Regions from separate parts of the Mus musculus genome. Here region 2 is linked to region 1. The links are chromatin contacts, found by Hi-C or POLR2A ChIA-PET in ENCODE. All regions are on one chromosome and are shown on one strand. Each heading gives the region's core, a stretch centred on a gene start or an enhancer-like site at or near the end of the contact. The rest is flanking DNA. Distances are from core to core; before and after follow the strand shown. Region 1 overlaps Srcin1 (SRC kinase signaling inhibitor 1). Region 2 holds the start of Epop (elongin BC and polycomb repressive complex 2 associated protein).

Evidence for each region. Hi-C counts contacts between places; a loop is a spot of excess contacts on that map. ChIA-PET counts read pairs that join two places held with the same protein, here RNA polymerase II (POLR2A).
Region 2: POLR2A ChIA-PET joins it to region 1 with 10 read pairs in embryonic stem cell. The contact joins the promoter of Epop here to the enhancer-like site in region 1. A Hi-C loop is called at or near these places in 5 of 37 maps with a recorded cell type or tissue (Patski, left cerebral cortex and mouse trophoblast stem cell). POLR2A ChIA-PET finds 5 or more read pairs at or near these places in 3 of 5 experiments (Patski and embryonic stem cell).

The regions. Positions count from the first base shown.
Region 1 is chr11:97,508,872-97,515,356 of GRCm38, reverse strand. It overlaps Srcin1 (SRC kinase signaling inhibitor 1), which reads left to right. Exons shown (of 20, transcript NM_018873.2): 20 at 2,709-6,017. The coding sequence ends at 2,843. Among named protein-coding and RNA genes, the nearest start is that of 4933428G20Rik, 12 kb to the right of the region's middle. Within about 2 kb of position 3,331, at least 2 of the 3 ENCODE cell types and tissues checked have a DNase peak (open chromatin) inside an H3K27ac peak, as active enhancers do.
Region 2 is chr11:97,625,993-97,632,477 of GRCm38, reverse strand. Epop (elongin BC and polycomb repressive complex 2 associated protein) reads left to right here and starts at 2,762. Exons shown (of 1, transcript NM_175332.3): 1 at 2,762-5,091. The coding sequence starts at 3,197. The coding sequence ends at 4,306.

The DNA.
Region 1 (6,485 bases), core at 2,082-4,581:
CATGAATGTGATGCACAGACATACATGCTGGCAAAACACACATACACATAAAATAAATACATCTTAAAAACAAAACAGAAAGAAACCAAACCACCCATCGGCAGGTGAGGTGACATGGAAGTGACAGAAACCCCCCAGACCAGGGACTCTGGGCAGCATAGAGTTGCCTTACCTGTTCCCTTTGCTTCAGCAAATCTTGTATGGAGCTACAGCCAGGGAGTCCCCAGATGAAATGGAAGCTGGCTTTTTGCTTGTTTTGTTTTGTTTTTTTCAAGACAGGGTTTCTCTGTGTGTAGGCTGTCCTGGGACTAACTCTGTAGACCAGGCTGGCCTGGAACTCACAGAGATCCACCTGCCTCTGCCTCCTGAGTGCTGGGATTAAAGGCGTGTGCTACCACTGCCCATCTTAATATTTCATTCATGTACATGTGTGTGAGCCTGAGTGAGCGAATATGCACCCGTCAGCACATGTGTGCAGGAGAGGGCATGAGACCCCTCAGGCTAGAGTTACAGGTGGTTGTGAGTAGCCATGTGGGTGCTGGGAACTGAACCTAGGTCCTCTGCAAGAGCAGCAAGCACTCTTAATCACTGAGCCATCTTTCCAGCTCAGAGAAATAACTAAGTGGAAGACCCTAAGGTGGTAGCAGAAGGGATGGGGTGGGGGCAGCAGGCTGAACCCAAAGCGAGTGGCAGAGGACACTTAGTCACCTGTGTTATGAGTTTATCCCCAGGCCCAGGTACTCCTGTTGTCGAGGGCGAGCACGGGTCACCCCTGGCCCGTGGCGATGGACACAGAATGCCGTGGGGTAGGATGCTGACTGATGACGTGGATCACAGTAGAGGAGATACTACTCAATCCACATGCTTGCTTGAGGCTCTCCTGAAGGGGAGGCACTGGCTGCCAGCCGCAGCTCGGGAAAGCCTATACAAATATCAGATGGGCCACTTGATGCCTGCTTGATCTCAGGAACCTCAGGGGGGGCGGGTCACTGAGGCCACACAGTTGTTTTCTTCTTCTTCTTCTTCTTCTTCTTCTTCTTCTTCTTCTTCTTCTTCTTCTTCTTCTTCTTCTTCTTCTTCTTCTTCTTCTTCTTCTTCTTTCTTCTTCTTCTTTCCCTCCTCCTCCCCCTCCTCCCCCTCCTCCCCCTCCTCCCCCTCCTCCCTCTCCTCCTCCTTCTTTTGTGTAGTCTTGGCTGTCACCTGGAACTCACTCTGTAGACCAGGCTGGCCTTGAACTCAAGAGATCCATCTACTTCTGCCTCCTGAGTGCTGGGATTAAAGGCGTGCACCACCACTGCTCGGCTCCCTCTTTTTCTTTAACATGGCTTTTGTTGTTTATTTGGTTTGGTTTGTTGAGACAGAGTCTCACTAAGTAGCCCAAAGCTGGGCTGGAATCAGCCTTAGATTTTCCAGAATTACAAGCATCACGACAACAGGATTTTTGCTTTGCTTTGTTTTATTATTTTCCATTTTATGTGAGTTGCTGTTTTTCCTGCATGTATGTCTGTGTGACGGTGTCAGGTACTTTAGAGCTAGAGTTTCAGGCAGTTGTGAGCTGCTGTGTGGGTGGTGAGAATTGAACCCGGGTCCTCTGGAAGAGCAGTCAGTACTCCTAACCGCTGAGCCATCTCTCCAGCCTTTGTTCTGGTTTTTTTATTGTTTTTTTAAAATCAAGGCTGTTTATTCATTTATCACACTGATAGCTAAACTCTAGGTGAGTCCCTGGTCACAGCTACAGACTTCGAGGCTGCCTGACTTGTGTGTCATCATTCCCCAGTGGTGACACCTGCTTAAAATGCACAGTCCCACCCCAAAAGTAGAGATGACTCTGGAAGGACTCCCTGGAATGTGACACATGCCACAGAATGTACCCTGGAGATGACACAGGTGGTTCTTAAGCCATACCTTGGAGGCCATGGCCCAAAGAACAAACCTGGGGGACAAATATAAAAGAAGTAAGGAGAGTGTTGTGCACGCGTGAGCACAGGGCATTCTGACTGGGAGGCAAACCTGGAGCACGGCTTGTGCCTCAGAGAATGGTCTCCAGCTACCTTAGGGGCACTTGGGACTGGGATGGGGGAGGGGCATGAACAGGGAGGGCCACAGTGGGGATCCCTGAACTGGGAGGGATGCTGGTGGTGGCAGGTGGCTACTCCCAGTTCCCAGATGGGGCTAGCTCATTCCAGCTTAGACCAGGGGCCTTCTGGTGAGGACTGGTCTCCCACAGAGGTCAGAGGCAGGACTTTTACTGCTGGGCTGAGCTACTGACCCCATCTGCCCTGGCTTTAGATGCATCCCTGTTGCTACTAACCATACACTTCTTCTCCCTCCCTCACCCCCCCTCCCACCCCCTGTCCCCTCTGCCTGTCCTGGGCTGGGTCTCTCTGGTGTCTCTTCTGTCTTCTGTCTTTCCTCTCTCAGTAACCATGGACTGAACCCCCCCTCCCCACTCTGCTTTCCAGGCCTTTGATCCAACCCCATGGCTCCCCTCAACCTTCTTTGTGCCCTGACGACACACTTCCCCACCCTGTCCCCCCCAGTTCAGAGGAGCACTCTCTCCAGCTGCCCCGCCCCCTCTGGTTCTCGCTTTTGCAGTTAATTGTCTCTTGGACTTGTGGAGTTTCCCCATTTTTCAACACTTCAGCCAGGAGCCAGCATGAAGGCTCTCCTTTGCTCTCTCTGACCCCTGACCCCTGTTTTTGTTCCAGGCCACTAAACCATCTAAAGAGGTGAGCGGTCCGAATGAGACCTCAAGCCCCGGCTCAGAAAAGCCCTCTGGTTCCAGAACCTCCATCCCTGTATTGACTTCCTTTGGGGCAAGGAATTCTTCCATCTCCTTCTAGAAGCCCCTCATGCCACCACCCCAGCCCGCCCCTCCCATACTCCCGCCATCCGTCCCTCCTTCCTTTCATGCCCGCTCTACCCTGCCCACTCTCACGCCTGAAAGGTTGCAGGGGGCATGGCCCTTTGCCCTCTCATCTCCTCTTGGTGTTTTTGGTTTTTTAAGCGATTTCCTTTAATTATCTTTCTTTTCCTTTTTTTCTTTTTTAAAGAGCAAATGAGAAAGCTAAAAACCAAACACACCAACTTCCCCTGACTTCCGGTTCCCTAGCGGCCTCTGCTCCGCCCACTTCCTGTCATCTTCTTCCCCTCTGCTCTTTCACCCTCCTCCCCTCCCCTCCCCCCAAGTCCATCCAAAGTTCCCACCTCCTCTAACTTCCCAAGAACACTTGGAACAAACTCTGAGCCACGGAGACTTGGAGCGGAGCGAGGCCCCCCTCCCGTTACTGGGTTCCTTCCTGGAGGAACAGATGGACAAGGACTGACCCAGCATCAGGCTGGACAATGGACAAGGGAGACCCTGGCCTTGGAGACGCCCACTGTCTGTCCAGCCTTCGAAGAGACAGAACTCTGCTGCTGGCCTGTGGTTTTTCTTTCAAACCAGGGTGGGCCTGGAAGCAGGCCTAGCTGGAGGGGATCCCCAGAGAAGAGGCCAAGGCTGGGTGTGAGGAGGGAAAGGGGGGACACTAGGTGCCAGGGGAGAAGCCGGCTCGCTGCTGCTCAGTGTCCGGCTGGTGCTAGCAACAGATGGAAGGAGGTCTCCAGGACACCTGTTATGGAAGGTGCTTCTGGGGACAGCCTGCCCCTGGGGATCTGCCTTGGGAGAGGGCAGTTCTGAGAGGGGCATCTGGTACTTTTAGTTCCCTAATTTAGCACTTTAAATGCCATTAACTTATTTTATGGGGGTGGGGTGGGGAAGATGGAAGGGCCTAGAAACATGTTTGGAGGGTGGGAAGGGTCTGGTTTGAGGGATACAGGGAGACGGGACGGGTGGGTGCAGTAAAGTCTCTGACCCCTAGAGGGCGCAACTTGACCTTCAGCCAGCCTCTATGATTTGAGGGTTTTCAGGGAAGGCATGAGATGCGACGACTTGCCGGTGGGGATCTGGTGACCACTTGTCAGGTGTTTGAGGGTCCCCAAGGCAGAAGAGCCAGTTAGTACTCCAGTCTGGATACCTTGCAGGGGTCCTGCACAGGACAGACTGGCTTTGAATGGGTCCAGGAGTCTAAGGGAGAGGCTGACTTGGTTCTGGCCTGGCCCCCAGCCGCTACAGTGGGGCCAGAGCAAGAAGGAAGAAGATCGGGAAGGTGGAGGGGCTTCCCTTTGGAGCACAAAGCATGTAAGCACAGAGGTGTGGTCTTGGGACCAGTCCCACAGTAGCACAGAGAGGAGCCATTGAAGGGACAGAACCCCAGGACCCTGGCGCCCAGCAGGGGAAAGCCAAGCGGCAGCTGTTGAGGGTTTGGGTTGGGAGGGAAAACTGGGTTGTGTTTCCTTTCTTTGATTTTGTTTATTTTTATTTCTATTTTTGTTTTGTTAGTTTGCTCTTGTTTTCTAGCTTTGGGTCATTTTTGTACTAAGGCAAGCAAGCCTTTTTGAAAAATAACAAAAGAAGAAGAAAAAAATCCCTCCCAGAAAAAAAAACAAAAACAAAAAACAAAACAAAAAACAAAAAAACCTAAAAAAAATAGAAAAAAAAAAAGGACCTCACAATGATGCAATTACTTTTAATTGCAAGCAACTCTTTACATTTAAGTGAAGTGTCTTAACATTTTATATTGTTTTAAAAATATATTTACATATTATATATATATAATATACGTAATATAAATATATATAAATATTTAAAAAAGAAAAAAAAAAAAAGAAAACCACAGCACACTCTCCCTGGCCACTGTCTGGCAGGGGAGGGGCTGGGGACAGGCGTGTGGCCTGGTTTCTGTAGTCCCTGTGGAGCAGTTTGGTTTGATTTGGCTGTACAGAGACCCCTGGCTTGGGAGGGGAGGGGGAGGGGCCCCTCCACTCCATTTCTCTTTGCTTGCTACTCTTTGCTTGCCCCCACACCCGCTCAGCCCTGAGACCTGAGTGTGCGCCCCTCCGTCATTGTCCTGAGTTGAGTGTCCTTTGTGGAGAGACAGGGAGGTGGAAGAAGTGACTATTCATGCAGGGGCTGCCCCACGAGCTCAGGCAAGGCCCCCGTGGGCTTTGCGTAGTTCTAGTTCTTCAATTTGGTTACTGCGCGAGTGTGTCCTGGAAGGAATTTGTATGGGATTGTGTGCAGCCTCTGTGTGTGTGTGCACACGCTGGCACAAGCCTACATAACTTGTGTGTGCACATGCATGGGTTGTGTGTGCATAGGCAAAACGTGATATTGTATGTGTGAAGCCTTGTACATGTATGTGAATGTGACCTGCCTGGTATCAACATGATTGTGTGAGGAGAGCCTTGGGAGTAAGGACGTGTGTGATGTGTGTGGACACGCCTGGCTGTTCACGTGAGGACCACATAGGGATGGGTTTAGATAACGTCAGCTGTGGGTATGGTTGTATGCAGGTGCAGGCAGGCGTGTGAGAGGGTCTCTGTGTGTGAGAGTACTCGTGTGCATGTGTGTGTTCCATCATCCCTGCACCACTCGCCCGGCACCCCTCCCAAGCTCCCCACCCCACCTGTCTTCTCAAAGCCCACAGCACGTCAATCCCCGCCCCCACCCCCAGCTGCATGCGCCTCGCCGCTATCCATCAGTGTGTGCTTGACAAGAGAAACTGCCACATCGGGGGACCCTGTACCTGGTCCCCTCACCCCTGCCCGCTGTGCTGTGATACTCGCATGGGGGGTTCTCTCTGGCCCCTTCCACAATATACTCTTTTCCCCAGGGGCCTCGGGCAAAGGCTCTGAGTGAGGTCCCAAGTGGGGCCCCCCAAGGCCAGCCCGGCTCCACACCCACCCGTCCACCCTGTAGGGCCTGTGTTGGTGTAGAAGTGATGGCGTCTGTGGATATTGTGACCTCTGTCAGTGTAAATTGACGATTTCTAAATGGAAAGGGTTGCTGTGTTTTCTGTCTCCTTTTTAATGTCCTTTCTCTCTTCCCCACCTCCCCGCTCTCTTCCCGTCCCTTTTGGTTTTTCTAGCCGAGTGTTGGGGCTTTAATAAAACTTGTTTCTTTTTTCTCTCCTGGATCTTCTTCCTGTGGGCTGTGCCTCGTTATTTCACTGGGGCATGGAAGGAAGTGGGGTGAAGAGCAGAGGGGTGGGGACTCTGAAGCCAGCATGCCCTGAGTTAGAGGGCATGGCACAGAGAAGGGACAGACAGGGCAGGAAGCACTTGATTCCTGCTACCATGGGGAAGGACACTGCAAGCGCCTTTTTTTTTTTTTTTTTTTTTTAATTTTGAGACAGGGTTTCTCTGTGTAGCCCTGGCTGTCCTGGAACTGGCTCTGTAGACCAGGCTGGCCTTGGCTCAGAGATCCACTACCTTCCTCTACATTCCCGGTGTGGGATTAGAGGCATGTGTTACCATGCCCAGCTAACTCCACTAATTCCAAAGAGTCAGCTTCAGGCTGGATGTCACAGAAGAGACCGCCAGTGAGTTAGATCCTGGGCATCTTTCCTGTGTCACAGAACCAGAGATCTCTAAACTCACAGTTT
Region 2 (6,485 bases), core at 1,513-4,012, 120 kb before region 1:
TACAGTGTGCTCATATACATAAAATAAATAAATCTTAAAAAAAATAATGCTGGGAAGTTCGGCCTGGAAGGCTAGGACAGTTCAAGGAAAAAGTTTACCCTGGGAGATCCTGGGAGGCCCCTCCCTTCAAAATCCCTGAACATGCTCCCTTCTCCCTTGGTTAAGAACTAGATGGGCTTCGAAGGAGAACTGTCTTCTGGGCTAGCCACCTCCCCCCCCCCCCAAGGGCCTTTCCTATTTCTTTTGTCCTTCCCTCTGGAGTGGCGTCAAACAGTTCCTCGCACCCAGCTTGTGTCTGTAGGGGAAGCAGCCACCCATCCTGTGGTAGGCGGAGGATGGGGGCGAGTGCCCTCTACTGTTCACTGTGGGAAGTGCAGCAGTTGGGTCGGCCCACGTGAGGGGATTGGTGCTGGGAAACTTCGCGTTCAGCCCTGCTGTTGATATTGTGAGAAAAGCACAGTTGTCCCATTTTCTGAAAGGGACGTTGAGACACAGCGTATCTGGGCAATCATAGCCGCCCCCACCAAGTCTTCTGAAAAAGATGGTACCTTGACGTCGGGTCATTTCAACTGTGGCATATACCCATTCCCCACAGTGTTTTTAACTGCTTCCATGTATTCCGGGAAGGGAAGGTGGAGGGAATTTCTCCTCCAGGGGAGAACTCTTTAACCGTGTTGACCCCTTCATTAAAACCCTTATCTCAGGGTTGGGGAGCTGGCAGCTTTGGAGTGGGAGAAGGGAGAAGCCTGGGAGCTGCATTGTTATATAATTTTCCCTGATTTATTCACACAGAGATCCACACCGTGCTGGGTGCAGGGCTGCAAATTCGAGAGACACCAGAAAACGGGGAAGAGAAAGGAGCCTCCCAGGCCAAGCTCCTGCAGTGGGCCAAGGCTGATCTCAGACATCTGTCACAGAACCTAGAGAAGAGCATGGAGTTAGATGTCTCTCTCTCTAAGCCAAAAACATCCTGCTAAGGCTTCCAACCCCCTCCCTAGTGCAGATCACCCACCTTCTATAATGTCTTCCAGATAGAGAGAGAGAGATTAAAGTAGGGTGAGGGCTCTATGGGCAAAGGAGCCTGGAGGTTAGATCCAGTTCAAACATGTGACCTGGCAGGACCCCAGAGGGACCCACCCACTTCATGACAGCTGTTCCTTAGAGGAAACCTGGGGTAGGGGAAGTGGGAGATCAGAATATTGAACCCTCTTCATCAGTAAGTCCCACTTTGAAGCTTTACCTTGGGTCTCTGCCAAGGAAAGGGTGTGTGTGTGGGGGGGGGGGGGGCCCATCCTCCCATCCCTTTCTTCTCAGGTCTTGTTTGATGTTATTTAGAAAAACAGTGTGTCTATTGTCACCGCTGGGAGGATGAGGATGCAAGCTGCATCATTTGTCCTGGTACAGAAAAAGCGATTGTACATGTTAAGTGTAGCACTCGGGAGGGTGAAGCCAGACGCTGGAGTTCCAGGCCACATGGTGGGTGAGACCCTATCAGCGAGGGAGGGAGAGCTTTCTTTTGCCCTGGCTCAGAAGAAAAATCTGTATCCCTCAGTCTCATCCTACCCCTAGTCCAAGCCAACATATAAATCTCGTGTACTTCTGCAGATGAAAAGCAGCTGTTTCTAACCTGATTTTAGGATGACGATGAATAGCCCAAAGACTCACAAATGTTTATTGTGCCGTTTGGGCAGTAGGGATATAGCAGTGATCAAGACTGGATGCTCTACTGGCCGCTGGGCTCGACTGTGCAGCCAGGGCACCAGCTCTTTCTAGACTCCGAGGAGAGGTCAGCACTAAGGAACAAGCCAGTTTCACAAATGAGCAGGCTGTGTAGGAACTAGAGGGGAAGAGATGTGAGAGATGTGTACATTATCAGAGCATGTTCTGGAAATTATTCACTTTTTGTTTGTGGATGGAGAGTAAGGTTTTTGGTCTTTTCCACCCATTCAGGTCGCTCAGGATCCAGATGGTCGAGTCCTGGGATCTGGAGGCTCCCAACGGTGCCAGCGCGTTGGAATTCCGTTAAGATGTGGGGCACTTCCATACTTCACCAAGAAAAGGAAACAAGTACGGAGAGAAAGTCAGCTTATTGTCTTCCGTGGGTGTGTCGAAGCTCCCCTTTCTCCAAATTTATTTTTTTCTTTTATGAATCTTGCACATATATAGCGAATTCCTAATCATTCACTCTACAAGCGTTTTTGTTTGCTTTTGAGTTCCCGAGTGCCAGGCCCCTGTTCTACCGGCCCTGAGCAAAGACCACAGGACACTCTTAGCAAGCGACTCCTTGCTACACCAAGCTCTTAAGCCACCGACGCTCGGCTTCATCTTTTTCCTCTACGTTGGTTTTGAGTTTGTCTCTCTGAATTCACGGAGCACCATTTTCTTCCAAAGGGCTGAAACAAACTTTCCCATTTTACAGATGCGGAAAAACCGCGACTTCTACTGGGTAAACAAGTGACTGGACCTGCGACCAGCTAAAACGATCCCAGGCCATCAACAGGCCACCAGGAGCCGTGCGTCTGGCCCCTCGCACTTCCACCCGCGCGCGCCTAGATCCACGCGTCCCTGCTCTCCGCCCTCCAGCCCAGCAGCTCCGGGTCCACGTGTGTGTGTCTGTGTGCGGAATGGGGACGGGGGCCGTGCCGCCAGAGGGGTGGGGTCTACGTGACGTCAGAGCAGCAGCGCCCAATCAGAGGCGGGCTCGCAGCCGCGGCGCTGGTATTGGGGCAGCGAGGGGGCAGTTCTCTATAACGCGGTCTCCGGAGCCAGCGGGGAAGAAAGAAGCTGAGAGGGCGGAAGGCGCCCTCCCCGCCGCTGGGCCCGGGCACCGGGCGCCGGGCCGGGGTCCTTCCCGCCGGCGGCGAGCGCCGGCTGCTTTGTTTGCCCCCGCCTCGGCGTTGAGGGGTGATCGTGCCGGGCATTGCGCCGGGAACGCGGCGGCAGGAAGCGCGACCGATCGCACCGGGGACGCGCGGGGACCCAGGAGTCCGGCCGCGGCGAGGGCCGCGTGACGATACCGAGGAGAGAGCCGGAGCGCCGCCGCGGGCTCTTGGTGGTGGGCCCCGGACGCCCGTGAGCACAGACCTCCCCGTCGACGGGGGGCGATGTTCCCCTGGCCCGCAGGCTCTTCGGGCCGCCGGGGTATCCCGCCGTTGGGACCAGGGCCCCCGCAGTGGGCGACCCCCAAGGCTGCTCCATGGAGACTCTGTGTCCTCCTCCCCGCCTGGCAGTGCCCGCTTCCCCGCGGGGGTCTCCCTGCTCGCCTACGCCCCTGAAGCCGCGTCGGGGGACCCCAGAGTTCTCCCCACTGTGCCTGCGTGCCCTCGCCTTCTGCGCCCTTGCCAAACCCCGGCCGTCCTCCCTGGGCCTGGGGCCTGGAGAGCTGGCGCCGCGGACCCCGGTGCTGCTGGGCCCCCCGGCCTCGCCATGCACAGGAGGCTGGGCCGCGGACGGCCTGAAGCACCTCGGGGGACAGGCCGGGCGGCCGAGCGACGTGAGCTCCCCGGCCCGCGAGGATGCAGACGTCGCGGTGTGCCCAGGCGGTGGAGAGGAGGAAGAGGGCGGAGGCGGCTTCCCGCACTTCGGCGCTGGTTCCTGCGCACCTCCGGGCCGCTGCCCTGCTCCCCTGCGTCCTCAGGACTCTCCGACCAACCCCGCCTGGTCCCCGCCCAGGCCAGCCCGGGGTCTTGATGCAGCTAGCAGTCCGCCCCTTGAGCCCGGCTCCCCGCCTCCGTCGCCACCTGCGGGCCTCTCCCCGGAGCCTGCGCCTTCCGAGCAGCCTGTGCCGGCCTCCGAGGCTCCAGGGGGTGGAGACCCTGCGCCGACCGCGCCTGAGGCACCCGCGCTCAGCCCCTCGACGGCAGACGCAGCACCGGACCCGCCCCGCGATCTCCGCCAGGAACATTTCAACCGCCTGATCCGCCGCTCGAAACTTTGGTGTTACGCGAAGGGGTTCGCCCTGGACACTCCAAGTTTGCGCCGAGGGCCCGAACGGCCCGCGGCCAAAGCCCGTGGAGCAGCCAAGAAACGACGGCGGCCAGCGCCGCCCCCGCCCAGTGTGCAGCCACGGCGGCCCGTCCCGACGCTTCCTACATCGAGCACCTTCAGCCTCCTTGACTGCTTCCCCTGTCCCCCAGCTCTGGTGGTGGAAGAGAACGGAGACCTAGGGCCGGCTTCCTCGCTTCGCCTCCAGGGAGACGCCAAGCCGCCGCCTGCCCACCCGCTGTGGAAGTGGCAGATGGGAGGACCCGCTGTCCCTGAGCCCCCGGGTCTCAAATCCTGGTGGGTCAACTTGGAAGAACTATGAGCGTCGGACCTCTTCTACCCGGGGGCAAGTTGGGTTCCCCGGACAGACTGAGGGCTCCAGGAGGGAGCATCGATTCTGAAATTTGGCTGATCTTTGCTTTGCATTTTATGGGCTGTGGCCCGCGGGACCTCAAATGACAGTGATCTTCAAGCACCCGAGAGGTCCGGCTGATGCTCTTTCTACTCATCTTTGTGGAAGATCCAAGGACTGGCGTCCGGGAAAGCCTGCAGAAAGCTTAGTGACCATCTCCGTCCTCCCTGCGGGCGGGCAGAGCCTTCACCGCAGGGGAGCACAGCGGCTAAGGCCCGAAGACCAAAAGAAAGGGACAGAGGGACGGACCTTGGTGATGGACAAACCGGTTGTTTCCATGTTTGAATGAGGGTCAGTTTAGCGGTGTGGGGGCTGTGGTTGGGGTTTGAAGGTGATTGACAGCTCCCTGGGGGCATCCCCCACCCCCCACTGCCCAGACCTTTAACCCTTTACACCTCCCTCTTTTCTCTCCGTAGTCCTCCCCCTCCCCAAGTTCAGGTGATTTTCCCTTGTCAAGATCTTCAGTCCCAGCCAGCAGACTTTACCCTTTTGTCCAGTTTTGGAGTTTCCCTTTGCCGGAAGGTTGGATGAAGGAAAGAGACCTCCAGCCTCAGCGTTCTCCTCACATTCTGAGAGGAAAGGAGGAAGAGGGCCATGCTGTGTGGCCCAAGGCTGGCTTTGCCCGGGGAAGGAGCCAAAAACTCCCGGGGAAAATGATGGAAGATGGAATAAATCAATAAAATCAGACCAAACAAGTCTTTCGAGGTCCTTGCCTCCGATTTATGAATGGGATGGGGGCGGGTGGGTAGGTAGAAGGCTAATTTGAAAGCATACTAAAGACACCCAACACGGGTGGGTACAAAACAGACTGGAGGAAGGCAAGTGAAAGCGGTCTCTGGGGCGTGGAGGGAACCTGTGCTGGGCGAGCTACCTTAAACCTTTCTTGGCCTCAGGCATTTAGGGAGTTGACAGGGATCTGATGGATCAGAAGGGGGCAGGGCCTGGGGGATTAGGTTTGGGGTCAGAGGTTCTGTTTTCCGGACTGAGAGGAGCTAGGCCTGGACCACGCCCCAGTCAGGACTGACTCCTTTAGTCAGAAGGGTGGAGTGGCTTTCTCTACACCGAGTGATCAGGTTCAGGGTAGGTGAGTTATGCTGCGAGCACGTGCTTTTGAGAGCTGCCGGCTACTGAGGGCTCTAATGGCCCTTGTGTCTACCTGATGCAAGTGTTCCCACGTGACACTGGGAAGGACGTGTGTTTGTGTGTTTCTCTCTCTTTTTTTTTTTTGGTGACCATGCTTTGTAAAAATGTTTATCGTTTGCACAGAGTAAATTCTTGGGGAGAAACTCTTGGACCTCAAAAGTCTTTTCAGAGCTCTCCCCTTTCCCCGGGGTGGGGGGCGAAGAGGGAAGGGATGGGGTGGGTGGGCGCTTTGGCTCTTTTTTCCTTAACATCTGGCCTTTATGAACCCGGTTGACCTACCCTCCCCCCTCCAGCTGTGTCCTGGGGAGGGGGAAGGAGGAGGGGAAGAGTGCTATCCATTCCGATGGGGCAAAGGTATCCGTCATCTCCCTCCCACCCTAGCCCTTGCGTCACCCCCAGCCCCCACCCCCGCAGGAGGGAAACGGGAGATTTTGGGGAGTGGGGAGAAAACCCCGGAAAAAAAATCAATTACAAGGGAGAAGTTGAGAAAGGCAGACGCCACGCTCATGGTAATTTCCCTGCTTTGGTAGAGTGGTGTCTTTTGGATGGGATTTGTGTCTTTTAGCCTGTCTGGAGCTGCCGGGTAGAAAGATTCAGCTCTGGGCAGAGTGCCTTCTCTGAGCAACTGGAAGGAATGGGGTCGCTCGGCTCCTCTCTCCCCACTGGAAGGGTTTAGCCTCCACCTAACACCTTTTGGTCAGACCTAGAACTACCCTCTGGGCAAGGTTTAATTAATTTCAAGACTTTCAGAGCTCCAAGCTCTGAGAAACTTCAAAGCTCTAGAAACTTCTAGCCATGTTACCTAGTAGGGGGCAGAATTTGGTTTTAGATCTACCACAGCAAATCAGCACGGGGTGATGGTTTTGAAACAGAGTTTTTTATTTTATTTTATTTTATTTTTTTCCTCCATTCACACTGGAACAGGCCAGGACCAAATGACAGGAGT